2 separate regions of the Mus musculus genome follow, and region 1 is linked to region 2. A link is a loop called in an ENCODE intact Hi-C map of the cell type or tissue named here. Cell type or tissue: heart. All regions are shown on one strand. Links, peaks and the distances in the headings refer to the core of each region. The heading gives the core; the rest is flanking DNA. Region 1 holds the start of Cd28 (CD28 antigen). Region 2 overlaps 2310016D23Rik (a long non-coding RNA gene).

What was found. A loop is a pair of places that touch in the nucleus more often than their neighbours do. Peaks named below come from ENCODE experiments on the same cell type or tissue, not always from the same donor. Only the 100,000 strongest peaks of a DNase experiment are listed, where the experiment ranks them.
Region 1: a loop joins it to region 2, with 1.9 times the contacts of the local background. A loop is called at or near these places in 3 of 42 quality-filtered maps.

Annotation. Positions count from the first base shown.
Region 1 is chr1:60,734,582-60,748,306 of GRCm38, forward strand. Cd28 (CD28 antigen) reads left to right here and starts at 11,807. Exons shown (of 4, transcript NM_007642.4): 1 at 11,807-11,947. The coding sequence starts at 11,893. In heart, for the core only: no CTCF peak of the experiment used is centred there; a DNase peak (open chromatin) is centred at 11,800; H3K27ac peaks cover 211 bases.
Region 2 is chr1:60,799,510-60,815,014 of GRCm38, forward strand. 2310016D23Rik (a long non-coding RNA gene) reads left to right here. Exons shown (of 3, transcript XR_865459.1): 3 at 4,113-4,260. It also overlaps the pseudogene Gm11581. Among named protein-coding and RNA genes, the nearest start is that of 2310016D23Rik, 29 kb to the left of the region's middle. In heart, for the core only: no CTCF peak of the experiment used is centred there; a DNase peak (open chromatin) is centred at 9,972.

The DNA.
Region 1 (13,725 bases), core at 8,726-13,725, 63 kb before region 2:
CTCATTACGGATGGTTGTGAGCCACCATGTGGTTGCTGGGATTTGAACTCAGGACCTTTGGAAGAGCAGTCAGTGCTCTTATCCACTGAGCCATCTCTCCAGCCCCTGGCACTCAGATTCTTGATCTACTTGCCTTAGCTTCCAAAGGCTTCTTTATTCTCTCACATCACCATTTAGCTCCCTCTCCCCCTCCCAAGTACCTCTCTTTCCTATCTCTAGAAGAAAGTGCACAATTTTAATTTCATCCTGTGTACTTGTGGGAAATTGATAAAGACGTGTGTGTGTGTAAAAATATCTGAGCATGGTCACTTAGGAAGAAAAGAATACTGCTTTTTCTAGATAACTTAAGTCTTACATCTTTGAGACAGTTCTACCTTGTCTTGCATCGCAAATGCTTGACGAACTGTAGGCATAAGTATAACCATTAATTATTAGTAATAAGATCCAATGTTAAAAAGCAGACTGCATTTATGCTAAAATTCAAAGCAAGTGTGGAAAGCACACTGTCCTGGCCCTACATCCTTCATAGGAAGTAGAGACTGTATATATTAGCTGGAGTTCATCCAAGCTGCTTTTGAGACAAACAGGATAGCAGGTCAACAGCTGTTACTCTTCCGTGACATTCCGGAAAGTGGACAGATGCATTCAGATTGACCTTCCTTATCCAGTGACTGTGGGAACTTGTGGGAAAGAGCAGGAGACAGGGAGCCACAGCAAAGCAGGGAGGAGGAACAGATTCCCAGTGGGTCAGTAACATGAGCAGCCGCGGGGAGCAATGTTGAAGTTAACAGCTTTATTTCCCGGGGTTGCTGCTTTAAGCAACACGTTCGAAGGCCTGTAAAACTTGCAGCAGAGGGGGAGGAAGCCCAAGCGTGGCCGTTTTCCCAAGGCTTGGACAGGATTTTAGTTCCTGAAGAGGTCAGAGGTGCCCTGCTTACAATCCCACTGATTGCATGGTCAGGAATAGAAAAGGTTGACATCAGTCAATACAGGACACAGAGTGAAATACATTCCTTTCCTTGCTCTCCCACCCCAGTCATAGTTAATTATCATTCTGGTCTCCAGAAAATATCCAAACAGCCCAGATTTTTAAAACAGCAAATCAGTCAGACACAGGATGCTTGCTCCCTCTGTGCCGTACCACCCAGGAGGTAGGCGGCTGTCTTTAGATCAACCTCAGTGAAACCATCAGATTTTCAGAAATGCAGAATTTCAGGAATAGTCAACTATTTCACCAATAACCATCTTCTTAGAAAACCATGTCAGGTATGTAAGTTTACCCCGTTGAAATGACCTAGCTGGAGTCTGAGGGCAGCATACCTTCTCCATGTTCATGATGCTGTGCCCCGATTCGCTTTCTTCAGATCAACAAATACATGAACCTTTTGTCAGTGCCTGTTGTCTAGGCTCATGATACGCCCATCTTGCTGACAGTAATGCAGTTCTTTGTCTGGTCAGGATAACTTCCTTTCAGATGAGAGCAAGGCTGTACAGGCTTCGCTTCCTCTTCTGGTGGGGTCTCCATGAGTATAAGGTCAGCACCGTAGTGCTGAGAACCACACCTTCCTGATCAAAGACGACTTTGGAGAAGCAGTTCTTAGCAAGTAGGTCATGCCCCCCTGGGGGTCCCATATCAGACAGTCTGCATATCAAATTCTTACATTGGGATTCATGACAGTAGAAACACAACAGTTACGAAGTAGCAACAAAACAAATTTATGGTTGGGAGTCACCACAAAGTGAGGAAATGCTTTAAATGGTCAGAGCATTAGGAAGGGTGAGAACCAGTGCCTTAGAGTCACATTTAGCAGAATGAAAGAAAAAAAAAAAAAAAAAAGACGGTTGCTTAGAGTTACATTGTGGACACACGGCTTAACCACTCTGAGCTCTTGTTTCCTTACCCATGAAATGGGGATAATGATGCTTCCATCTCCTGGGTTGGAGTGAGGATTAAGTGAGAATAAATCTTAGCTACAGCTTTTATAACTCAGAGTGATAAGCCTACCTGCTAAGTGGCCAAAGTCTATCCACTTAGATCTTTTAGGTAATTGCTCTAAGAAAATTTTCACAATATCGTTTCATGTAATTCTTGATAAAACCTCTTAAGTTGTTCTTGCAAAAGTTTTTAGTACCGCGTACTCAGTGGGATTAGATGATCAGTGTAGCCTTTCCTTAGCTTTCCTTTCTGGGTTTCGCATAATTTTCTGTGTAAGGCATTGATTCTGTGTGTTTGGATAATATACACTACTTTTGTAACTTCATCATTGTCTATCATTTTAAATAAATTCTTCTTTAAAATACTAGTAGCTGGCATAATCCTATAAAGCTGAAAGACAGGATCACTTGTTTTATGATTTTCCTACAACCATCCTGGGAGCATTCAAACCTCTGTAAGAAGGAGCTGTGGGGAGAATTAGGAATATAAATGAGTAGTAAGTATCTAGCTAGAATCCAGATCAAAGACACTTTATGCTGCTTGGCTTGCTCTGTGTGCCAGTAGCTAGCCACAAGTCTTTTTTTTTTTTTCTTAATAACTTGCAGCTTGACAGCTGTAACTCTTGGAAGCTTTCAATGCTACTTTTGCAGTTAATACCTATATATGTTCAAACTTCAGGAGTGTTCAATAAGGAGAAACTAATGCTAATTTCCAAAGAAGAGTGTGGAGGAACCTACTCTGTGTAGCAAAGTGGGTTCATCTAAATAGACCACAGGTACATTTGATGATCTGCTCTGATTGATCCAACAAGCATTTATTCAGCCTTTATAAGCAACGTGAAATGAAGATTAAATATATTTCTATCTTAAGGGTGGAGGAGATTCATACTCTGTGAAATATGAGCAACACATTGAGTGAAATATTTTCATCTCTGTTTTATATAAAAGGAATTGAGGTTGTAGCTCTCTCAGAGCAGGCAATCCCTAATTCTGTGAGGCTTCAAATCCTGTGCTTTTAGTTAACAGAATCCCAAGCTCAGTGTCTTTCCTTTTCTGTAGCCAAATTGGCTAAGCACGTCTTAAATATGTGTCCAGTGGAGGAAACATCCCATTTTCCAAAATGTAAGGGATGCACAGAGGGTGCGGGAGAAAGGGGAGGAGAGGCTGAGTGGCTAGATGTGACTCTGGCTTTGGCTATAAGACAAATGATTTATGAAGGAAGCAGCTCTCCGAGATGCCTACTGGTTTAAAGCACATCACCGGGGTAGAGGAGCAGCCAGGAATCTGGTGCTGAGGTCCTAGCTAGCGAGAAGGCATATTTTGCACGGTTTCTTAGTGTCTGGTGTTTAAGAATACAGTCAGGGTAAAGACTTCGCTGATCAGACTCCAAGACAGGGATGTCCACAATTGCAGACATATTGGCTGGAAGAGTGGGAGTTGTAGGGAGTTTCATGCCTTTTACACCTTCATTCCAATAACTTCTGAGCATTTACTGAGTGCTAGACTTAGGGATGTAGCTGTGAAGAACAGATGTGACTCTATCCTCATCCTTGCATGGTGCTGGAGAGGCATTAGACAAATAGCACCATGCACCAATCTGTGGGTACTTTGTCTTTGTGGTATCATATGATTCTGTAAATAGTGTGGTAGAGGTTATAGCAGGGAGATGAGGTGTGTGTGTGTGTGTGTGTGTGTGTGTGTGTGTGTGTGTGTGTGCGCGCGCGCGCGCGCGCGCGCATGTGTGTGTTGTTTGGTTGGAGAAGGCATGACTGTTTACACTGAACTTGGTAGAATGAGTGTGATTTATCCAGACTGGAGACAGACATACTAGCTAGCCACAGTAAATGCAGAATGCGCAAATTCATTTTCACCCCCTTTGTGGCCATGCCCACGTTTACTTCCTATTATGTTTCAAAGAGCATATAGAATCTAGTCATCTTTACACACACACACACACACACACACACACACACACACACACATATTCTGGCAAAGGCTGTGCTTGGAATTTGAATACATTAGTTGATTGACTAAGGTAGTTTATTTCATTATTATGTATATGTTCCTAATTTTCAAGAATATGTAGACTTAAGGTATCTGGAATTATTTTAGTAAGATACTTATGCATTTTAATGAAGTCATCAGGTGTTATCAGGACCATTCTCCCCTACCCCAATGACTGGAGTTACTATGTGTCATATGGGTCAGCTGAATGATGCTATAAATTATGACTATTTTTTTCATCCTAAAGAAATCTTCAATATCAGAGAAAGTGTGTGTGTGAAAGGAAAGAGATCAGGAGTCATAGGTGCAAGAGTCACCTACAGAATACAAGAGCTACAAGAGAGAATCTCAGGTGTAGAAGATACCATAGAAAACATTGACACAACAGTCAAAGAAAATGCAAAATGCAAAAAGCTCCTATCCTAAAACATCCAGGAAATTCAGGACACAATGAGAAGATCAAAACTAAGGGTAATAAGTATAGAAGAGAGTGAAGATTTCCAACTTAAAGGGCCAGTAAATATCTTCAACAAAATTATAGAAGAAAACTTCCCTAACCTAAAGAAAGAGATGCCCACAAACATACAAGAAGCCTACAGAACTACAAATAGATTGAACCAGAAAAGAAATTCCTCCCATCACATAATAGTCAAAACACCAAATGACAAAACAAAGAAAGAATATTAAAAGCAGTAAGGAAAAACTATCAAGTAACATATAAAGACAGACCTATCAAAATTACACCAGACTTCTCACCAGAGACTAAGAAAGCTAGAAGATCCTGGGAAGATGTTGTATAGACCCTAAGAGAACACAAATGCCAGCCCAGGCTACTATATCCAGCAAAACTCTCAATTACCATAGATGGGGAAAACAAAGTATACCATGATAGAACGAAATTCACACAATATCGTTCCATGAATCCATCCCTTCAAAGGATAATAGATGGAAAACTCCAACACAAGGAGGGAAACTACACCCTAGAAAAAGCAAGAAAGTAATCATCTTTCAACAAACCCAAAAGAAGATAGCTACACAAACATAATTCCACCTCTAATAACAAAAATAACAGGAAACAACAATCACTATTCCTTAATATCTCTTAACATCAATGGACTCAATTCTCCAATAAAAAAAAAAACATAAACTAACAGACTGTATATATAAACAGGACCCAACATTTTCTGCAGAAAGGAAATGCACCTCATTGACAAAGACAGACACTACCTCAGAGTAAAAAGCTAGAAAACAATTTTCCAAGCAAATGGTCCCAAGAAACAAGTTGGAGTAGCCGTTCTAATATTGAATAAAATCAACTTTCAACCAAAAGTTATCCAAAAAAATAAAGAAGTACCCTTAATACTCATCAAAGGAAAAATCTACCAAGAAGACCTCCCAATTCTGAACATTTATGCTCCAAATGCAACGGTACCCACATTCATAAAAGAAACTTTACTAAAACTCAAATCACACATTGCACATCACACAATAACAGTGGGAGACTTTAACACCCCACTCTCATCAATGGACAGATCATGGAAACAGAAACTAAACAGAGACACAATGAAACTAACAGAAGTTATGGACCAAATGGATCAGATATCTATAGAACATTTCATCCTCAAACAAAAGAATATACCTTCTACTCAGCACCTTATGATACCTTCTCCAAAATTGACCATATAATCAGTCACAAAACAGCCTCAACAGATACAAGAAAATTGAAATAATCCCATGCATCCTATCAGATCACCACAGACTAAGGCTGGTCTTCAATAACAACAAAATCATCAGAAAGCCCACATATACATGGAAGCTGTAAAATGCTCTACTCAATGATAACTTGGTTATGCAATGAATAAAAAGGAATTAAAGAATTTTTAGAACAACCTAGATGTCCCTCAACAAAGAAATGGATACAGAAAAGGTGGTACATTTACACAATGGAATACTACCCAGCTATTAAAAACAATGACATCACAAAATCTGCAGTCAAATGGATGGATCTAGAAAATATCATCCTGAGTGAGGTAACTCAGTCACAAAAGAATGCAAATGGTATGTACTCACTGATAAGTGGATATTAGGCAAAGAGTGTGGAATACCCAAGATACAACTCATGGACCACATGAAGATCAAGAGGAAGGAAGACCAGAGTGAATGCTTCAGTCCTACTTAGAAGTGGGAACAATATAATCAAGGGAAGTAGAGGGTAAAAGGGACTTGGGAGGAAGAGAGGAGAGGGAGGGGAAAATGAGGGGTAGAATCAGATATGGGAGGAGATGGAGGAGATGTACAGAGGGTCAGGAAATTGAAAAGAGGTGTGTAGCAATGGGGGATGGGGAACTGGGGGTAGCAACCAGAAAGTCCCATATCCAGGAAAGCAAAAGCCTCCCAGGACCCCACAGGGATGACATCAGCTGAAATACCCTACAAAAGGAAGGGAGAACCTGTCGAGACCATATCTAGAGGTTAGGCATGGCTCCCTGGTTGAGGGATGGGGCCACTCCTCCATCTCCAAAATTTTAACCCAGAATTGCTCCTGTCTAAAGGAAATACAGGGACAAAGAGTGGAATAGAGACTAAAGGAAAGGCCATCCTGAGACTGCCTCACCTTGGGATCCATCCCACATGCAGACACCAAACCCAGACACCATTGCAGATGCAAGAAGTGCTTGCTAACAGTAGCCTGATACAGCTGTCTCCTGAGAGGCTCTGCCAGATCTTGACCAATACAGATGCTTGTAGCCAACCATTGGACTGAGCACAGGGACCCCAATGGAAGAGTTAAGGGAAGGACTGAAGGAGCTGAAGGAGTCTTATTTGGCATCAATGGGAGAGGAGGTCCTTGGGCCTGTGAAGGCTTGATGCCCCAGTGTAGAGGAATGGTAGGACAGTGAGGTGGGAGTGGGCGGGCGGGTTGGAAAGCACCCTCACAGAAGCAAGGCAAGGGAGATCAAAGAGGGGAGTTACAGAGGGGAAACTGAGAAAGGGGATAACATTTGACATATAAACAAATAAAATATCTAATTGAAAAAAAGAAAAAATTATATTTAAAAAAGAATAAGTTGTAATTTGTTTATAATAAATGTAGTATTCCAGTTTAATAAAATCTTTAAAGGACTGAAAATATTAAAAAAAAGAATATGTTTGCAAAATATGTGTCTGATAAAGGGTTGAAATCTAGAATGTATAAAGAACTCCAAAATCCAATGGATATATTGTAAGTAAGTCAAGTAAAAATAAGTTTTTAGCTTTGATAGACATTTCTCAAACAATGCCGTCACAAAAGGACAATGAATACAGGAAAAAATTTCAACATCATTAATATCATAAAGACACAAATCAAAGCCATAGTGAGAACAGAATTTGCTGAAAAGAAGAGTGGTAAATGTTGGTGAGAATGTGGGGGAAAGAGGCCACCAAATGATCTGGCTATCCTGATAATGGGAGAGTACATCCAAGGGAAGTTTAATCAGAAATAGAGGAGCTATGTCCACTCCAAAGTACACCACACCACTATTCACAACAGATGAGACATGGGAGTAACCTAAAAGCCTGTTCATTCATGAATGAACAGGAGCATTTGGTCTGAATAGGCTCTGCAATGAAAAGGAAGGAGATGCTGTTGTGTGGCAGAAATGGAGGTCATTATGTTAAGAGGAGTAAGTCAAGGGGCTGGAGGGATGACTAAAAAGTGGTTAGGAGTGCTTGCTGCTTTGGGTTCAACTCCTTGCACCCACTTGGGCTCCAAGGCTCTGACATCCTCTTCTCAATTCCTTGGGCACTTGCACTCACATGTACACATACACATAATTTAAAATATAAGTTTATTGTTTTATACTTTCCCTTTTTATTTATTCTTCTCTTATATATTATATTGCAATTCAGTTTTCCCTCCTTCCCCTCCTCTCAGTCTCTCTCCTAGAGTGAGAATTTTGGTTTCTTAAAAAATACAGAAATATTATAAGGATATGTATTCATTTTAATTCCAGGCCTAGGATATATGGGCTGCTTCAGACTGTCCACAGCAGCTGACTATGATTTGCCTTGTGCTCTAGCAGGGGCATGATTTTGCTAGCTGAAGATAGTTTCTGTGAGTGTGTGATGTTTAGAACTCTGGGGACTTTTCAGAAGGTCCTTGCTAGGGACCCAAGAGGTAAGATTGTTGTTGTTGATGGTGGGTTGTTGGTTGTGTGTGTGTTTTAAGTACTTATGTGCAAAGAATGAAGAAGGAGAAGAAGAAAGAGAAGAGGAGGAGGAGGTAGGGGAGGAGGAGGAGGAGGAGGAGAAGGAGAAGGAGAAGAAGAAGAAGAAGAAGAAGAAGAAGAAGAAGAAGAAGAAGAAGAAGAAGAGAAGAAAAGAAGAAGAAGAAAAAGAAAAGAAGAAGAAAAGAAGAAAAGAAGAAGAAGAAGAAGAAAAGAAGAAAAGAAGAAAAGAAGAAGGAGGAGGAGGAGGAGGAGGAGGAGGAGGAGGAGGAAGAATAATTAGATATCTTGACTGCAAATATCAAACTTGCCCCAAGGAACTCAATGCCCCTAATCAGCAGAAAGTAGTCTAATGATAATGTCAGCCCCTTTCACCTCTATCCTTTTTTCTCTCCTATCTAGTGTTAATGAGTTGAAAGAGTAGGAAAGGCATGAAGGGTAAAAACCTTCTCCATGAAGAAAAAAAAAAAACCCATAAAGTAGTCAAATGTCCAGCTACACTCCCTCACCACCTCCCTTTTCTCCTGGATCTCCCCCTACCTCCACCCCTCAGAAAAGAGCAGGCCTTCCAGGGACATCAACCAAATATGCTGTAACAAGCTACAATTTACATGCCGTCACATTAAGGCTGGACAGGGAACAACAACAACAACAAAAAGCAGGAACAAAAAGGTTCCAAAAGCAAGCAAAAGAGTCAGAAGTATCCCTGGATCCCACTGTTTGTAATCCCATAAGAACATCAAGCTACATAACCATAACAGATATGCTGAGGACCTAGGTCACCCATACAGGATCCCTGATCTCTGTGAGTCCACTTGAGTCCCAGTCAGTTGCTAATGTGGGCTGTGTTCTTGTGCCCCTGACCCCTGTGGTTCCTCCAATCCTTCTTACCCCTCTTCCTCTGCAGAACTCCCTGAGCTCCTGCTAATGTTTGGCTGTGGGACTCTGTATCCTCTCCCATCAGTTATTGGATGAAGTCTCTCTGGTCTCTTCGATGATGATTATGCTAGGCTCCAGTGCCAGCATGTCACGCAGGCATGACATGGTAGGTTGGAGGTTAGATGGTTGGGTTGATGTCCCAGTCTTTCCACTTGAGGCCCTGCCTCGTTGCAGAGGATGGCTGCAGCTTCTGTGTCTCCCATTACTAAGAGTCTTCACTAGGGTCACCCTTGTAGATCCCATGGAGTTTCCATTTCACTAGGTTTCTAACTCATTCCCCAAATGCCCCTCCCCGATCCTAGTCGTCTCTCCCAGTATTTTCTCATTCCATCCGCCCTCCACCATCCAACCCCTCCTGTTTTCATCCTCACCTAGGAAATATATTCTACTTCCACTTTCCAGGAATATTCTGTGTTGTTCCTTCTTTCCATTAAGCATTCCTTGTTACTTATGGTCTGTGGATTGTAGCATGATTATCTTTTACTTTACAGTTAATATCCACTTATAACTGAGTACATACCATGCAACATGGTTTTTTAGCATTTAAACATTCTTTCTGGTTGTGGGTTACCTCACACAGGATGATTTTTTTCTAGTTCCTCTCATTTGCCTTCAAATTTCGTGATGTCATCTTTTTAACAGATGAGTATGGTAGATTGGAGTGTCCTTTAGTTATATATGTTCAGGAGTGGTAAGGCTGAGTCTTGAGGTAGATAGATTCCCACTTTTCTGAGAAACTGCTATATTGATTTCCAAAGTGGTTATACATGTTTGCACTCCCACCAGCAATGAAAGAGTGTTTCCCTTGTTAAGCATCCTGGCCTGCATGAGCTGTCACTTGTGGTTTTGATCTTAGCCATTCTGACTGGCATAGCACAGAATCTCAAAAGTTGTTTTGATTTGCATTTCCTGGATGGCTAAGGACACTGACCATTTCTAAGTGTTTCTCACCCATTTGAAATTCCTCTGTTGAGAATTCTCTGCTTAGACCTGTATCCCATTTTAAAGTTAAATTATTTAGTTTGCTGATGTCTAGTTTCTTGAGTTCTTTAAATATTTTGGATGTTAGCCCTCTGTCAGATGTGAATTTTGTGAAAATCTTTTTCTATTCTGTATACTGCCATTGAGAGAGAAGTCAGCTACACAAAGACAAGTATCACATAATTTCATCCAATTGAAGATAAAAAAACAAACAAACAAACCAAAACAAAACAAAAAAACATTCATTGCCTAGAATCAGAGAGTAGAATCGGGTATTATGGTCCACATCTATAATACTAGCATTTAAGAGGTTGTGTCAAGAGGATTACAAGTTTGAGGCCAGCCTGATCTACAGAGCGAGTTCCAGGACAGCCAGGACTACACAAAGAAACCCTGTCTCGAAAAATAAAATATGTATATATGCCTATAAAACATCATATGGTATTTGACTGATACGTTTAATATTTAAGTTTTATATACCAGCTAAAATGTAATAAAAATATTTATATCATATATGGATGCCTTAGAAATTAACAATTGATAACATATCTATTGAAAACTATAAACAAAACAACATGGAAAGTAATGGCTCAAATATTAAGTATTTTTATAATTCGGTAAGAATATAGGTAAACCTTGACTTTATGCTTATATTTTTTTCTAAATTTTTTTACGTATGCAATATAGCTCACTTTTGTATTCAGAATAAAAAATATAAATCATTCTTTTAAATATACACAAAATCACAAATGAGGCTGGTTTCACAAAGCTCAGATTATCAGAAAAGAAAGAAAAAAAATCACCAAGAAAGTTTTGAGAAAGCTAATGTGTATGAGATACATATAACCACAAACTCCGATGATTATAGCTTCTATAAGAGTCAGACTATCAGGGAAGCTGTTGAGTACAGATGCTGACCAGGGGGATCCAGGATGGCTCTAGAAGAGGAATGTGGAGCTGGCCATGCTGGTGGGCTAGCCCTGTCTACAGAAGGCCCAGGAGTTGGGGAGAGGTGTGGAGAGCTGGTTACAAAGGCCCCGGGTGTCTCTGTGGTGAATCTTCCAATGGTCTGCTGTTTGAAATGTTTCTTTGAGGGACATAGGGAACATGAGGTAGCAAGGGTGTTTCGTTTACCTCCTGTTTCCCTAAGAAAATATGGTGTTTTTATGACTTCCTCTTTGCTCTGGAAATTTCTGCAGCTGCTCAGATGCCTGGGTGCTTGCCAAGTGTGTACTTGGAAGCGGTTTTCAAAATTGGTAGAAGTGAGTTATACATACACTCCATAGGATCGCCTTAAGATTATTTCAAACTTCAATCTCATAACGTTTATGCAGAATTTAAACACGTGCATAGAAATCTCTCAGCTTCCCACACAGCCTTGTATTTTGGATTCGTCTGTAAGAGTTTGTCTTCTGAGAGAGGTTTTTCTCTCTTCTTTAGAATGCCTTGTTTGTCTGCTTTTGTTGTTGCTGGGCCCTAAGCGCCCACATTTCACAGCTCCGATGCTCATCAGCATGACTCTCCTGAGCACATTATCTGGTGGTGGCTGACACTCTCTTCAGTACCCCCCCCCCCCGCCTCCCAAAAAAGAAAAAAGAAAAAAAGGACTGGTTGCTAAAAGAAGTAAAAGTCAAGTCATCAAAAACAATGTAATATCCTGTGTGAAAGTCACGAAGCCTTGTGGTTTGAGTCCCTTGATCATGTGCCCTGTAAAGTGGCCCTGGATGGCAGAGAGTCATAGACCTTGGCAGATGTGACTTCAGTTCACACCACACTCTGCCTTGCTCACAGAGGAGGGGCTGCAGCCCTGGCCCTCATCAGAACAATGACACTCAGGCTGCTGTTCTTGGCTCTCAACTTCTTCTCAGTTCAAGTAACAGGTAAGCAATTTTGATACCATTTTTCCCCCTGTTTTCATTTGTGTTCTCATGACCAGCATGGTTTATTTTAAAACTGTAGTGACCTGTGAAACTTGAATGCATTTAGAGTTTTGTGCTAATTTGACAAGCTACTATTTAGAAACTAGCTAATTCTCATAATACAGCAAATAGAACTTTAACACAAGTTCTTTGGGAAGAAGTAACATTTTATTTAACAACTAGTCCCAAGAACTTTTATATTCAGAATTTTATTTATTGTTTTGTTTTGAGATAGGGTTTCTCTGTATAGCCCTGGCTGTCCTGGAACTCACTTTGTAGACCAGGCTGTCCTCGAATTCAGAGATTTAACTGCCTCTGCCTCCTGAGTACAAGGATTAAAGGCATGTGACACCACCGCCCAGTCAGGATTCTACTTTTTACATCCTATAAAACTGTGATAAGTAAGAGAGTAGGTAAATTCTAGAGGTCTTGGATTAGATTGCCTGGGCTCATATCTCAATTCTCCCTAGTGGCGTTTGGAGCAGGATTTACTACCTAAATCTCTGTAAAACGGGACCCTAAATGAGCATCACCTCAATTTCATTGTGAGATAAAATGAAATAGACATTGTGGAGGTCTTAGTTCAGGCTTGAGCAGTAAACATGGTGTTCATGTAAGTAGTATGTCTACCTGAATTCAGCGAGTGCCAAGAAGAATCCTGAAGTAAGCACAAAAGCTGGTATAGACACCAGTAAGTTTCCTTTTACTGTTGGTTGAAATATGTTTATTTAGGTTAAAATCCTTCAAGTTCCCAATAGCAATGGCAAGGAGGCTATATATTTATCAATTAGAAAGTTCTTACCCTAAACAACCTTTGGTTCTCATGAGTAAGAGCTATTTATTGTCATAAACTCCATTCCAAATGAAGAGACCATTGGAAGGAGGCCATCTATTGAAGAGAATGTTCAATAATTTCTCCAGAGGATGCAGGTCTCCAGTATTTGGCAACACATATTTACAGCTAAAGAATCTTTAAAATTTATGTTTAAAGGTTTCTGTATATCATGTTTAAGGGATCTTAACTTTCTTTTAAAGGAATACTTAAGACACCTTAATTTACTAGATAGTAAAGCCTTACCCTTGTTGAAAGTCATGCAACATTAGTGATTTTACACAGAATGCTTTTCTGATGCCCTCTGTGGACAGCCATTTGTTATAAACTCATGTATTTTCTTTGGAAACTTTTTGGGTTGGACTCAAAGCTTTGTATGTTTCACTGTTTAGAATCTTTACAGGGGTTAGCTAAAAGAGAAGTTGGCAAGTTCACATGTGTGCAGGTCGTTAGTTTTATTTACCTTAAGATAGGTTTTGCTTCATAGATACCAATACATTTTCCTACTACGTCTTAGGATTTGATGCCAAGCAGCCATTGAAAAAGTAGGATGGGGTAGAGGTAGGAAGCTGAAGAGAAAGAAGTTAAAAGGAAAGGAAGATAATTGCAAATGCAAAGATGTGTGACCCATGGAAAAGGATGTGAAGCCTTTTGTATGCTTTTCATTTCTCTCTTCATGTCCACCATCTCACACAAGGAAACTCCCTGGTCAAATGTTACTGTCTTGGGCTGGGGATGTAGTACAGTTGGCATAGCACTTATCTATCGTACATGAAACCCTGGGTTTGATCACAGCACAGCATAAAACAGGCATGGTAGCACATTCCTATAATCCAGTAGAGGCAGGAGAATCAGAATGATCAAAGTTATCCTTGGCTACATAACAAGTATGAGGCTAACCTGGGCT
Region 2 (15,505 bases), core at 7,042-12,041:
GGTTTTATCTAATCTTCACAATTCTTTAATGAAATTGACTTTGCCACCATTTTGCTTACTTTATAGACAAAGAAACAGACTTAGAGAATTTGAATGACATGTCCAGGTGTAGAGCAATGATTCAAGTCCAGGTTTGTTCCCAGAGTGACATTCTTAATCTTTTTATGTGAACATTGTCTCTGCCTTTTAAGTTGTTGAGAGTCACCAGGACTCGTGGCTTGTGCTAATTATTCTGTGATAGTTAGTGTTAATTGTCAAGTTGACAGAATGTAGAATCACATGGGAGTCTGCTCTCTGGCCATGGCTGTGAGAGATTTTTAATTTTATCTGTCTGTCAGTCTATCTGTCTATCTATTTATCTATCTATAACCTAAAAATGAAGATGCTAACCAGAGATAGTACTGGAAACAAGGGGGAGGGGCTAGTAGCTTGGATAGGAGGGGACAGTGTAACCAGGACAAATGCTTTTAGGGCTGTTTCCACCTCTGGTGTCTGCTTCCTTCTAGAAACTCACCCTGTTCTCATCTTCCCCTTTCTCGGTAGGTTCACAGCTGTTGGGAGGATGATCAAAGAGGAAAATGCATGTAATTCTCCCAGATTCAGCCTGAAGAATATCAGGAATTATTCTGAGCTGCTCAGCTTGGATGAGTGCCAGTGGCCAGTGGGAAGAAAGTTTGCTGGAGGGAGAGCAGAGAATGAGCTTGGTTTCTGGAGAGGCCAGATTGGCTGGGCTGCCATCTTCTGCTTGTTCCAACAAAAGTCTAGGAAATGCTCATTTTAAGAAAACAGATTTGGAGTATAATTTTGCCTCACCCACTGGCAAAGTTTTAAGAGTGCCACTTTATATATTTCATATAATCTATACTGTGAGGTTTTTATATATATATATATACTAGATATTTTATAGTGTTCATATTCTTTCTGAGCTCAGACCCTTTGGGGATCTTAAAGGTCATTGAATTTCTTTCCAGGAAAAAAAGCACATATACATACACTCCTTCCCCTTTCTTCATATGATTTATTATAGTTCATAAACCTGTGGACAAATACCCTTGAGTAAACCAATGCAGGAGACTCATTTTAAGAAAGAAAATGAGATGTTAGTGTAGTGTGAATTTGGACATATTAACATGTCAAGAGATTTTTGGTTACTTGCTATAGGAATGTGGTTTTTTCCTTTAACATATTATATCCCAACCACCATTTCCCCTCCCTCCTCTCCTCCCAGCCTCCCTGCAGAATCCACTCCTCTTCCATTGCCCTTCAGAAAAGGGCAGGCCTCCCAGTGATAGCAACCAAATATGTCATATCAAGTTGCAATAAGACTAGGCACTTCCCTTCATATTAAGGCTGGATAAGGTGATCCAGTAAGAGGAAAGGGGTCCCAAAAGCAGGCAAAGGAGTCAGAGACAGGCCCTGCTACCGCTATTAAGAGTCCCAAAAGAAGACCAAGCTATGCAACCATAGCACATATGCCGAGGGCCTAGGTCAGTCCTATGCAGGCTCCCGAATTGTCGGTTCAGTGTCTGTGAGTCCCTATGAGCCCTGGTTAGTTGATTCTGTGGATTTTCTTGTTGAATCCTATCTCCTCTGGCTACTGCAATCCTTCCTTCCCCTCTTCTGCAAGATTCCCCAAGTTCCACCCAATGTTTGGCTAGGAACGTACGTTTTTGAAAAGCAATCTTCATATTGAATCCAACTATGGAAATATGCCTGCTCCTTGCCTGCAGGTCCAAGAGAGAGGAGAAAGGTCCTGGTCCTGCTGGGGTCTTTCTGGGGCTGAACAGGACGGTGAGTGTTGACCTACCCAAAAGAAACACACCGAGCTGGGAGTCTTGTCAAAGGAGGAACTCAACTTTATGGCATCAGCCTCTCACTTATATAAGTTTAGAACAAAGGAAGGGGGATTTTTGGTGAGGTAAGATGATGGAGGCAGAGAAGGGTGACAGAGGGTATGGAGTAACTGACAGGGCCAATGGTAAAGCTCTACATCAGCAATGGTGGGGCAGAGGCAGGGCCAAACAGGTTTTGCTGAGTCACCCCAATACGGAAGTAACTGAGACATGTCTCAAAACTTCAGCCAGGCTCGGGTTTGTCCTCAAGGCCCAAACCAGGGCCAAAATGGGGCCCAACAGAAAGATACACAAATTTTAAGTCACTTTTGTTCAATCAAATTTTTTTTCAGTTGACGGCTTTGTATTTCTGGCTATTTTAAGTTGGACAAGATACTTAGATATTTGACTGTTTTAACCTTGAAGAAGATAGACGAGTACCACTTTAGACTGAAATAGAGGAGGATAGCATGTGGGACAGTGACTTGGATCCCAGAACTAATACTGAATGTCTGCTTCCTTTCATTCCAGAATGGCAAGAGTTGTATATTTAAGAGATAAGTGAGAGGATTAGGTTGCATTCAGGAAGAGTGATTTATTTAAAAGATGGAACCAGGATGTCCTGCTCTCCCTGAACTCTAGGACAATATGAGGAAGAGAGGTTTGCTGTCTTGGAGTGTGCATGGCTAAGGATATCTGACTATCTGACATCACCACCTTGGCCAACAACTCATTTCTTCTATGAAGGACTCAGGATTCCTCACCTCCACTTCCAGAATTCTAAACATAGCAGTATAGTGGTGAGGTTTGGTCTTTTGCTGTGTATTGTAATGGTAAGTGCAGCCCCCAAGACCTGATTTCCAAGTGACACTATGTAATCTTGCCCCCAAATTATTTCTAATTGGTAAATAAAAATACCAACAGCCAATAGCTGGGCAGAAGAGACAATAGTAGGGTTTAGGGTTCGTAGGCTTTGGGGGAGGGGGTTGGAGGAGGACCCAGGGAAGAGAAAAAGGTTAATGGAGGAGAAGCCACCATGGGTTAGCTGAGCCTTGAAACTGTGGCCCTGAGGGCTGGCCAAACTCAAGTTAAGAGCAGCCCAGATGAAAAACATAATGTAATAACTCAGGGTTATCAATAGGAAAGTAAATTCTAATAGCATACTAGAGGGTAGCTATCTGTCCAGTTCTAGTGCTGATTAAGGCTTATTGTAAATAAAAGGTTGTGTGTGTCTTTTATCTGGGAACTAAAGGGGCAAGGGGGGTTGTAGAAACCCTGGATTTGTGATTAAAAATTTCAGCAACAGTATAGGACAAGTGAGATGGCTCAGTGGGTAAAAGTTCTTGCTTTGAAAGCCTAATGACCAGGGTTCTATCCTAGAACCCACAGTGTAGAAGGATGGAACTGATGCCTGAAAGTTGTTCTCTGACCTCCACACAGTTGCATTGAGTCACATGACGTCTCTTATTTGCACAGGAAAAGTACATATCTCAGGAGCTTCCTTCTTAAATCCTGTGATGAAGTAATTATCCTTGCCATGCTGTAAAACTCTAGCTGGAGTCATAGTTAACTATGCGCCCCCATACATCTCTTATATGTCACTTCAAATCTTTTCAGCTCTGCCCATCACTTTTCCTTGCCTTTGTTGAGGTGAATACACAGTTTCAACTGACAGGACCTTCTCTCAAAGTCCTTGAGGATCTCTCATCTGCCATAGGGCTTCCGGGTAGACCTCTCACAAGCACACTTGATGCTTGCATTGTTAGATTAGATGATGGCTCTCAGTCTCACTCCCTTCCCATGGTACTCATTGTCAAGTAGTTTTATGTTTAGTGCCTCCTAGTAGATTAGATGGTTATTTTATCTCCCTCCTTGACTTTGGCTTTATAACTTGCTGTGTCCCATGGAATTTGAGTGCATGCAATGTAGAGAAGGGCTTTAAATGTGTTTCTGTGGTTTGAATCAGCCTAGCGTTTCCCTAGTCATCACGAGACACATGTGCCAGGCACATTTTAGTTTAAAGATAGACATGTAGACTAGAAAGAAACCTAACCCCTCCCTTCACAGAGTCTGAAGTGGAGCATGGCCAGCTAACCCTTACGAAGACCCTTAAGTAAAAGAATAAGTGGTTTGTAAGTCAGCAAAGCCTTATATTTAGTTATCACACATCATTTTCATTAATAGTTGGCTAACATGAACATGCAGCCTATAAGTGTGAAGCATTTGTGTCCTGTGGGAGTAGGAGACAGTGATTAACTTGTTCTCTCTTTTCATTTCTAGACTTCACACACGTCCCATATGGTTCTGAAGGATTGAGCAACACAGCATCTATGTTGGTGGCTGACTTAATAACCCTTCCTTGAACTGGTTTTTCTCTTCCTAGTTTGCATTTCCAGGCCACTGCTATTGGTCCTTGAACTCTATTCCCTAATAAAATATTCATATTGAAGTCCTTGTGTCATAATTTGCTCTCTGGAACCCAAGTGAAGACATTCTACATTTACTTCTAATTTTTATTGACTACAGATTTACATACAATGTCCAGATACTGGCGGTCTCAGTGCTCATTGTCTTTGATCTGTCACACTTTTGCTAGCAACTGGACAGCAGTCAAATTAGCTCATTCTTTTTGGATGGTTTTAGGGGAGTGTTTCTCAACCTTCCTAATGCTGCAGTTCCTCAAATTGGGTGACCTCTCCCCAACCATAAAATTAATTTTGGTGCTATTTCCTAACTGTAACTTTGCTATTAGTTATGAAATTTCATGTAAACATCTAACATGCAGGATATCTGCTGTGTGATCCTGTGAGAGGGTTATCCGACATGCACCCCTCCTCAGGGGTCACGACCCACAGGTTGAGAACCACTTTTCTAGGGAGGCATGGTGTGCATATGCAGAAGGGGAAGGAGCAAATGGTGAGCTGACCGAGCATGAAATTTTGTTTTCCCTCACTGTTCAGCTGACTCTATGGCTCCTCTGTTGGCACAGATACAGTTCTTGTTATAGCCCAGTTCCATCTAGCCTTTCCTTGTTGAACAGTTGGCAAGCATAACATCAAATATAATAGACTTGGAGGCTGTCCCAAGGACTGACTGGGGAAACAGTGGAGGCTTAAAGTTGCTGGATGATCATTATCAAATATATGGGAATTAGCTGGGCTAATAAACAGCATCATATTTCCCATGACTTGGCCTTAGGCATGGCATCTTAACTACGTTACCTCATCAAGATAACCCACACACTGTCTATTTTCGTTGCCTTTTAGATGAGGAAATTGAGGTTCAGTCAAGCAAAGTTGTTTAAGGCCATGTGGATGGGAACTGGCAAAACAACTTAGTTTGTCCTGATTCAAAGTGCATTGTCTTTTCAGGAATACACATTTCCCTTTATGAGTTCGATGCTGTCTTAGGGCTTCTACTGCTATAGTGAAACACCATGACTGAAAACGCAAGTTGGGGAGGAAAGGGTTTATTTGGCTTATACTTCCACATTACTGTTTATCACAAAAGGAAATCAGAAAAGGAATTCAAACAGGGAAGGAACCTGGAGGTAGGAGCTGATGCAGAACCAGGGAGGTGTGCTGCTTACTGGCTTGCTCCTATGGCTTGCTCAGTCTGATTCCTTACAGAACTCAGGATCACCAGCCCAGGGATAACACCAGCCACCATGAACTGGATCCTCCCACACTGATCACTAATTAAGAAAATGCCTTACGGCTGGATCTCATGGAAGCATTTTCTCAACTGAGGCTCCTTTCTCTCTGATGACTCTAGCTTGTGTCAAGTTGCCATAAAGCCAGGTAGTGCAGATGGCAACCTGACAACCTAACTCAGATATTCTTAAGTCTTTGAGGCTTTGTAACAAGGCATGGTAGCAAAGGGAATGAGTTAAATGTACAAGATTTCCTTTCCACCTGCTTTTCTTTTCTTCATGTTTTTTAGGGCAAAGGGGTCTAGAAACTGAAAAGGGCCATGCACAGTAACTATTTTAGCAAAGAGAGGAACACAGTGGTTTTCACATTCAAATCAAGCCCAAGGTTGTTTTTCTGACTCTAGACGGGCTTCTGCAGAAGGTAGTCATTTACAAATTGGGGGAAGCTTGAACCTGGCAGTTGAGGCTGGAGTGGAGCAGATGAGCCATAAAGTTTTGTGGGAGTATGGGGGGCTCACACTGAAGAAGGTGTAGGTGATATTTAGAGAGACAGCCATGGTAGTTAGAGGTGCCCTGGGTAGCCTCTGGGTGTTTGAGAAAGATTATATGTGCTAAACATGATACAAAAAGGGAAAATAAGGGCAAGGGAATTAGATTTGGCCCAAGAACTTATGATCTGAGTCATAGAGACGAGAAAACATTTGACAGAAGGGAAGAGGGTGTGTGTGTGTGTGTGTGTGTGTGTGTGTGTGTGTGTAAGATATGAGTGTATAAACAGAAGATAGCAAATCTGTGAGTTTGAGGGAGTATGGGGAGCCTTTTCATACCCTGAGTAAGAAAATGATTGAAAGGTAGGCCTGGAATGTGCCAAGGGAAAAGCTGTGCTCCACTTTTCTACCTTACTGTGCATACCATGATGGCTGAGTCCTATATTACACAGACTGCCTACCCTTAAAACTTTTGTATAACTTGAAAATGTGTCATGAACAAACTGTACTTTTAAAAGAATCTGTAGTAGCAGGATTGGTGACACATGCCTGTCAGGATTATCTTAGCACTTGGGAAGTTGAGGCAAGGAATTTGTGAATTTAAACTTCCTCACCAAAAAGCAACCAACCAACCAAACAGACACAGATAAAAAATAGAAGTAAAGAGAACTGTGATTAAGACACTTCATGGCACCAATAGAGTTGACAGTCAAATTATTTTTATGCAAATCTGACCTATAGTTTGGGAAGGGGATCTGTCCATGCAGTATAGTTCATATTTCTAGTGACTTGCTTGGATCCTGGAAAATAGTTTTGAAAAGACCAGAGTTGGCACAGGACACTCCAAGACCAACTTCTCAGCACAAAGGAAATTTATTTGCCCCAGAGGAACAAAGGGCAGAGAATAAGAGAGAAAGACAGGAGACAGAGGACCAAAGAGAAGGGAAAAGAAGGGAAAGGTATATTTGCTCCAAAAGAACAAAGGGCTGTCTCTAGATAGAGGGAGACAGACATGGGCACTAGGCAAATGGCAGTTTATAAAAGGAAAGGGGGAAACCCTGTGTTAGGATGAGTTGCTTTGTTTTGATGAAGCTTGCTAATTAGTTGAGCCAAAAGGGGGCTTTTGATTGCTGGACTGATACTTTGATAGCTGGACCTTGGTGGTCAGCCTCAGGAGGAGGAAATGGCCAAATAAGGGAGCAAACTTTGGTGGCTAGTTTTAAGAATATAATCTAATGGTTTTTAGCAAGGGAAGAGAGGTAAAAGATAAAACCTGTCAGAGCCATGTTTGCTGCGCTCAGGCCTGTGTTTGCTCCTTTGGGCCTCCTAGAGCCCTTCAAGTTCCTTTCCAGTTTCCATATACTATACTCCATATCCTATACTCCATATACTACACTCTATTATATTTGGTGGGATCAGTTGTGGACCTTTGCTCCAATAAAACATTTTTGGAGCATTTGTTATTCTGTTTGTTAATAGAAATCCAATGTAGCCAAAATTACAGAATACATATTGAGAATTCAGTATCATGATTTCAGAATATAGAAACCAAAAGGGAAGGGCCAACAGACAAGGTGTATTTAAGATGGTATTATGGAAGAAAAAGCATTAAAGAAGATGGGGTAAGAAATTAAACATTATAGAAGACTGTGGTGGTTTGAATAGGTATGGCTCTCATAGATTCATGTGATTAAATGCTTGGCCATAGGGAGTGGTGTAGTATTAATTAATAAATTAATGAAACCTTATGTTCCAGAATGAAAGACACACACAGCCTTTATATTTTGGTGTGCCTTAAACAGCTCAATAACTGGGCCACTACCTAACCTCCACGTGACTAACCCCCCTCCCACCAACAATCCTGAGTTATCACTTACTAAACTCTATATTTTACCTTGGTTGCTCTGGACCCAGTTGGGCAGCCCTTTGGGCCATGCTCTCCTGGCTTCTTTCCATGGTGACCATCTCTCCGTGTCTTGTACTATTCTCAGGCATGGTGTCTCTCCTCTCCTCCCCTCTCTCCCAGAATGGCAGATCTCTTTCCTCCTTCTCTCCCAGCCCCAAGCCTGGGAATCTGAAAGTCTAAAATCCACATTCCTCCAAACAAAACCATGGCCAGGCCTATCACAACAATACCCCAGTCCTTGGTTCCAAGTTCTATCTTAGTTTGCGAATGCCTCTGTCTGCCTTGCCCAGCTATTGGCTGCAGGCCTCTTTACCAATCAGAGTTAAGTAGGGGCAGGGTCCCTCACTGTCTTACAAGTGGACTCTCTCCTGCAAACAATTTTGGGGACTCAAATTGACTTTAGAATACAAGTAGCACTAGGCCAAGCCCACTACAGAGTGGCATTATTTGGAGGTGTGGCCTTGTTGGAGTAGGTGTGGCCTTGTTAGAGGAAGTGTGTCACTGTAGGGGTGTTCTTTGAGGGTTCCTATAATTATGTTCCTTCCAGTGTGGAATGACAGCTTCCTCCTTGCTGCCTTCAGATCAAGATGAAGAATTCTTGGTTCCTCTAGCACCATGTCTACCTGCGTGATGCCATGCTTCCCACCATGATAATAATGGACTGAACCTCTCAAACTGTAAGTCAGCCCCAACTAAAGTTTGCCTTTATAAGAGTTGCCTTGGTCATAGTGTCTCCTCATAGCAATAAAACCCAAACTAAGATAGAACTTGATACCAAGGACTGGGGTATTGCTGTGATGGACCTGATCATGTTTTTGTTTGGAGGAATGTAGATTTTAGACTTTGGATTTAGAAAGCAGCACATGTTTTAAGTGGTGCTTAATGGACCAACCTAGTAGGAACATAGAAGACATTGATGCTGAGGATGGTTCAAACTCTGGGGGCCTGGCTCAAGAAGTTTCAGAGAAGAATTTTAGTATGTTGCCTGGAGATCGTTCTTGTGACATTTTGGTGAAGAATATGGTTACGTTTTGCCCTCATTTGAAGAGTCTGTCTGAGGCTAAGGTGAAGAGATTTAGAATAATTGCATTGACAAAGGGAATTTCAAAAAAGTTTAGTGTAGACTTAGTTCTGTCATTCACTCTTATGAAGAATGTTTAGATCAGGCATAGGAAGCTTACAAAGGAAAAGTACACAATGCTTGTTCAAGTATTGAAAGGGCACCGAGAAGTGGAATGGAGCTAAATCCTGTGTTCAAGGAGACAAACAGGGTGAGTGGTGACCTCAGGTGGTGGGGCTAGGGGGGATCCAACCCAGCTAAGCTTCCATCTTGTGAAAAAGATGTTGAAAAGGGGACATTGCCACTTATTTTAAATTTACTATGTGTTTTTGGCCGTATGAGAGATAGTTATATCATGTTAGGGTTATGACCTAGTTATTGTTTTCACTTGGACATAAAGAAAAGGTTAAACCCAGGCATGGCGGTACACATCTTTAATTCCAGCACTCAGCAGACAGAGGCTGGATTCTCATTTCAGGTCATCATCAGAAAAGCCAAGTTTGCTACACAGTAAGGATCAGGAGATCTCACCCTGGTTGCAGAACCAATCCTAGTTGCAGAATACAGGGTTGTATTCCCACTTCATTTCTCCAGACCATCCTAGGAGATTACTAGGAATCCTTGGAAGGGAAAGAAGAAACATTTTGTTGGAATAAAAACAGGGTTGAATGAGTTCCAGAAAGCAGGCTTCACAAACTCGGACAACAATCTGCAGAAGAAGACAACTTTAAGAAACCAACTCGAAGCAATATACAGAGAAGTAAGATGAGAGAGGAGCTGCCTCAGGAAAGAAGTCAGTTGGTTCACAGCCAAAGAATCTCGATCCGGCCCTGCCCGGAGGATGGGGAGGTCGCTCTGCTGAAAAACACGCTTCTGGTTCTGTGTGGAAGACAAGGAAGAACAAGCAGAAGGCTCCTGGCAACAGAGACGGTGGCAGTACCAGTGAAGTTCCTCAGACACCTCAGAAGAAAAGGGCATGGGCTGACCCTGCTGTGGAGAGCGAGGAGGCATTCAAGAGTAGGATGGAGGTGAAGGCGACGATCCCTGAAGAATTAAAACTGTGGCTGGTGGAGGACTGGGACTTGGTTACGAGACAGAAGCGGTTGTTCCAGCTCCTCTTGAGGAGTATGCCAATTGCAAGAAATCGCAGGGAAATGTTGATAATAAGGAGCGTGCACTTGGTGAAGTTGTGGGAGGGGTAAAAGAGTATTTCAATGTGATGCTGGGCACTCAGCTGCTCTGCGAGGTTGAAAGGCCTCAGTATGCTGAGATTCTGCTGGCTCACCCTGACGCGTCAATGTCGCAGATCTATGGAGCGCCACACCTACTGAGATTACTCGTGAGAATTGGGGCAATGTATACTCCCCTTGATGAAAAAAGCCTGGCATTATGGCTGGGCTATCTGCATGATCTCCTTAAGCATCTGGCAAAGAATTCTGCCTCTATGTTTACTGCCAATGATTACAAAGTGGCTTCTGCTGACTGTCATTGCAAGCTCTGTGACCACTACTGACCACTCACTATTGTTTGGTATCTGTAAAGACTTTTGTTTGTGTCCTTTCATGGTATAATTGATGTTCTTTAAAACTGTCAATGTAAAACTGGGCTTATGTTTCAGATTGTTTTCCTGTTCTGTTGCAGACAGAAAATAAAAGGAGTACCCAGGTCCTTTCCTCATTTCAAAGCTGCTACCAGTGTATGTAGTAATTAGACAAAGAAAAAATTCAGTAGACCATTTTTATTGCCTAGTTGACAACATTGTTTGAATGCTGGTGGTTCTATCCCTTTGACACTACACAGTTTTCTAATATGTGTTAATGCTATGTGATGAGATGCTCTGGTTCCTTCCTGGTTTTTGTATTTGGGTCTAATGCATGTTCTAACAGGATAGAGGCAATGCATTATTGTGTAGCCACAGTTTTCTGAAAAGTTGATAACTTAGGAATTGTAGTTCAGATCTTAAATAAAACTTGTTTCTAAATTTCAAAGCCAAAAAAAAAAAAAAAAAAAACAAAAAAAAAAAAACCAACAATAACAAATGGGACCTCATAAAATTGCAAAGCTTCTACAAGGCAAAGGACACTGTCAATAGGACAAAACAGCAACCAACAGTTTGGGAAAAGATCTTTAGCAGTCCTACATCCGATAGAGGGCTAATATTCACTATATACAAAGAACTCAAGAAGTTAGACTCCAGAGAACCAAATTTAAAAAATGGGGAACAGAACTAAACAGGGAATTCTCAACTGAGGAAACTCAAATAGCTGAGAAGCACCTAAAGAAATGTTCAACATCCTTAGTCATCAGAGAAATACAATTCAAAACAACCCTGAGATTCCACCTCACACCAGTCAGATGGCTAAGATCAAAAACTCAGGTGACAGCAGATGCTGGTGAGGATGTGGAGAAAGAAAAACACTCCTCCATTGCTGGTGAGACTGCAATCTTTAAGGGAGGGATCCAGTTCTTTTAATTTTTTTATTATTAAATAAATATATTGTTCTGCAAAGAGAAAAGAAAACAGAAAGCTGGTGATGATGTAATAGAACCAAGCAAGCAGCAAAACTTGGCAACTTTGACCATGCAGCTCTGACTTTGGAGTTAAGAATAGAAGAGGTTACTGGGACAATTGGTACTGGTTAGTTGGAACTAAGAAAACAGCAGTGATTAAGAAGAGACCAGTATCACTATGGTGCAATCTTCTATGAAGTATTTTCTGAGAGCACAAAGAAGCTGTGTTCCAGAGATAGACCTTGTGCTAGCAGCCAGATTTGGTAATGTGTAAGTATCATGCAGGTAGAACTGGTTTTGAAAGCATGAAGGGGACATGGAGAACAGCTGAGGCTTAGCACTGTGAGAGGACAGCAAAGACTACTGGTGAAGGTACAGACTCTGGGCAGTTGATGGCCCAGGAATGAAGGGGTAATGCAAAGAAGGTGAGGCTTGGCACCGTTAAGTTATGAGAAACTAGTGAAGCCTAATTGCAGTGGAAGACTCCAGAAAATTGGAGGTGCCAGTACTATGGAATGATCACCAAGAATAGCAGCAGCAGTGGAGTGGAGTCAGTCAGAGCTAGAGTGCTACAGAGGGCAGAGCTGGAGAAGTGACTCAAATCTTTTGGAGGAGTCCAGAAGATCATATGTGGATCCAAGACATTGGCACAAGAAACCGTGAAGTTAAAGTTGCCTTGGATTCCCAAAAGAAGTAAGAGATGCCAGAGATGTGGGATACTTGCTGAGGGAAGCTGCTAACAGGAAGTTGAAAAAGCCCAAGTGAAAGAGCTGTGTTGCAGTCAACAAAGATGAAAGGAGTTGGACGTCAGACCTGTAGATGCAGTTTGGAGTTTGCTCAGCTGGTTTTTGGTCTTGCTTTGATCCAGTATTTCTTCACTACGACATTTTGGAATGGTAATGTATATCCTGTGATATTGGAAGTATGCTATCTGCCTTTTGATTTAGATTTTATAGGGTATTACAGTTAAGAGATTGCATGAATCTCAGAAGAGACTTTGAACTTTGGACTTTTAAATATTATTGAGATTGATAGAATATGGGGACTTTTGAAGTTGCATTATGTTATGGCTACAAGCCTATAGAGTTCAGGAAGTGGAATGTGGTGGTTTAAATAGGTTTGGCCCCCATAGATTCTTGCGTTTGAATGCTTGGCCACAGGAAGTGGCACTATTAGGAAGTGTGGCCTTGTTGGAGTAGGTGTGGCTTTGGTAGGGAAGTGTGTCACTGTGGGGGTAGGCTTTAAGGTCTGCTTTGCTTATGCTCCTCCCAGGGTAGAATGAGAGCCTTCTGGCTGCTGTCAGATCAAGATGTAGAACTCTTGGCTTCTCCAGCACCAGGTCTGCCTGCATGATGCCATGCTCCCACCATGATAATGGACTAAACCTCTGAAACTGTAAGCTATCCCCAACTAAATGTTTGCCTTTATAAGAGGTCTTGGTCATGGTATTTCTTCACAGCAATAAAACCCAAACTAAGACAATGACATTCCTGTCAAATTGTCACATTAACATATTGATATTTCTGAGAAATCTGGTGATAAAAAGAGAATTTAACTCTGTGAGACCACTGCTCTCCCAGTGTTCACCAATTTGCTCTGATCCTTCCTATCCTTATTCATAAATGTCAACTTGAGGTAGCCTAGAGTCATGGGAGAGGAGGAGCCTCAACTGAAGAATTTCCTAGCTTAAACTGGCCTTTGGGCATTTCTGGTAGATTTGTCTTGATTAGTAATCGATGCAGGAAGGGCCAGATCACTGTGGGTGCCACTATCCCCAGGAAAATAGTCTAGGGCTATCTAAGAAAGTTAGCTATTAGCAATCAGGCACCTCCATGGCCAGCCCAAGGGCCCTCAGCAACAGTAGGACATATCATTACTAGCTGCTGAGAGGCTACATCCCATATCCTCCTGTGCATGTGTAACATGAGGCCAGCCAGGCCAGCCAGGGCTGCAGAGAAACCCTGTCTAAAAAAAACAAACAAACAAAAAACAACAAAAAAGGCTCTGTCTGTTCCTCCTTCCCACCCCCTTTCTCCTCTACCTCCACCAGAGGCAGCCTCTGTATCGCCACCCCCATCTCTGAAAACACCTCCCACATGAGACCTGTTGCATGGTGTGCCTTTATGGATCCTACCACATGCACGCACTACTAGCTACATGTGAATCTGTTGATGGTGAGCCAGAGAGTACACCAGCAAGCAGGAATTATGGGGTTTGCTTGGTGTTTCTTCTTAAACGTGCCTTCCCAAACTTTATCCATGATGGATTATGACCTGGAAATATAGGCTTAACCCCCAAGTTGCTTTTGACTAGAATATTTTAAAACCGCAACAGAAAAGTAACTAAAATATTTTTCCCCAAAATTTTAATTTTATGTAACAACTATTAAGAACTCAGGGGACTGGTGATGCCCTATGACACAGTTTGGAATGTTAGTCCTCTCTTGGCTCTACCATTGGCTTCTACTCAAGGCTGCTAACATTTGTATCCAAACTGAAGCTGTGAATCAAACAATAATAACTTTAAATTGTGTGGAGCACTTAGTTATGAAATGCCATTGCATGGGTTTTCTCTGTCTACCTTCATCACAGGGCTCAAAGGTAGATGTTTGTTCCAATTTATAGATGTGGTTGCTGAGGTGCAGAGAGTTCAACTGGTTGTTATGACAACACAGAGGAGAGAGATTTGAATACTACTCTTCTGCTTCCTAATGGAAAGCCTGTATTGAGCATGCTCAGAAGAGGATCTGTATCGTTCTTTGTGCTTGAGGATATGTATACGTGACTTGGAGGAGGAAGATAGAAGGACCTGGGATAAGATAAAGAAGCTGCCTGTTCTTTTCACATCTGAATCGATGTCCAGAAAACTTCACTTTCTTTAGTCTTAAAATGGGAAGCTAGGACACTCTCAAAGATCAGAGCTCAGGTAACAGAGACTAATTTTCAGTTGCAGTTGATCCTGGAAAAAAAAAAAGCTTATTTTGCTTACTAACTTGGATTCCATAATGATTCTATCTTCACCTTGACATAAATCATCAGCAACAACAACAACAACCCTCCCAAACAAAAACAATCCATCTTTGTCACTGGATGAAGAAAGGCAGAGCTCCAGGCCTGTGGCTGCTAATTCCATCACAGACAGAAACAGGGCAAGGATTTCCAAATAGCTAAGATCAAAAGTATTAAACAGAGGTGTTCTTGCATACAAATTAAACATCTCACCAAAATAAAAGGCAGCTTGATTTTTAACGTGGGGAGAGAGAGAGAGAGAGAGACAGAGAGACAGAGATAAGAGAGGCAGAGATAAGAGACAGAGATAAGAGAGGCAGAGATAGAGAGACAGAGAGAGAGATAAAGACAGAGAAACAGAGAGAGAGGCAGAGAAACAGAGACAGAGAAACAGAGACAGAGATAAGAGAGGCAGACAGAGATAGAGAGACAGCGAGGAAGCATGATTGATTTTGACCATAAGACCTTGATAACCCCCATAAAAAGGAAAAAAAAAATATGAATAACATTGAGGAGAGATTTAGGTCCTAGTATAACCAGAAGTGATGATACTTATTTCCTGCATCAAGTAAGAGCATCTTAGTTTTTTTCATAGAGATACATTTAAAAAAAATAGTAGTATTCATAGGAGACATTTTCAGGCTTTGTTCTATCCCATATTTCTCCAAAGGACCTTAGTGCTTCCTGCATCTTCAAAAATACCACAAATACAAGAAGCACAAATCTGGGGCTGTGCATAGATACACATGGTAATATATACAAGTGTAATGACGACAGGTCAGCAAAGCATGTGGTTGAACTTGAAAGTACTGTTTAAATCAGAGCTCCTATATTAGATACACTCTAGTGTGCTTGGGGTGGTCTATTACCGTCCAGTACAAGGAGGGTCATGGACAATAGCTCATACCTCATTGACATGAACAGGGTCAGATGTTCCAAACAAAAGACTCATAGGGGCTGGGATCCCCAGAGCTTCACTCATACTCCCTTCTCTTAAACTTTTATTAAGCTGAGAGTAAAGTAGTTCAATTTTAGTAATAAATTACAA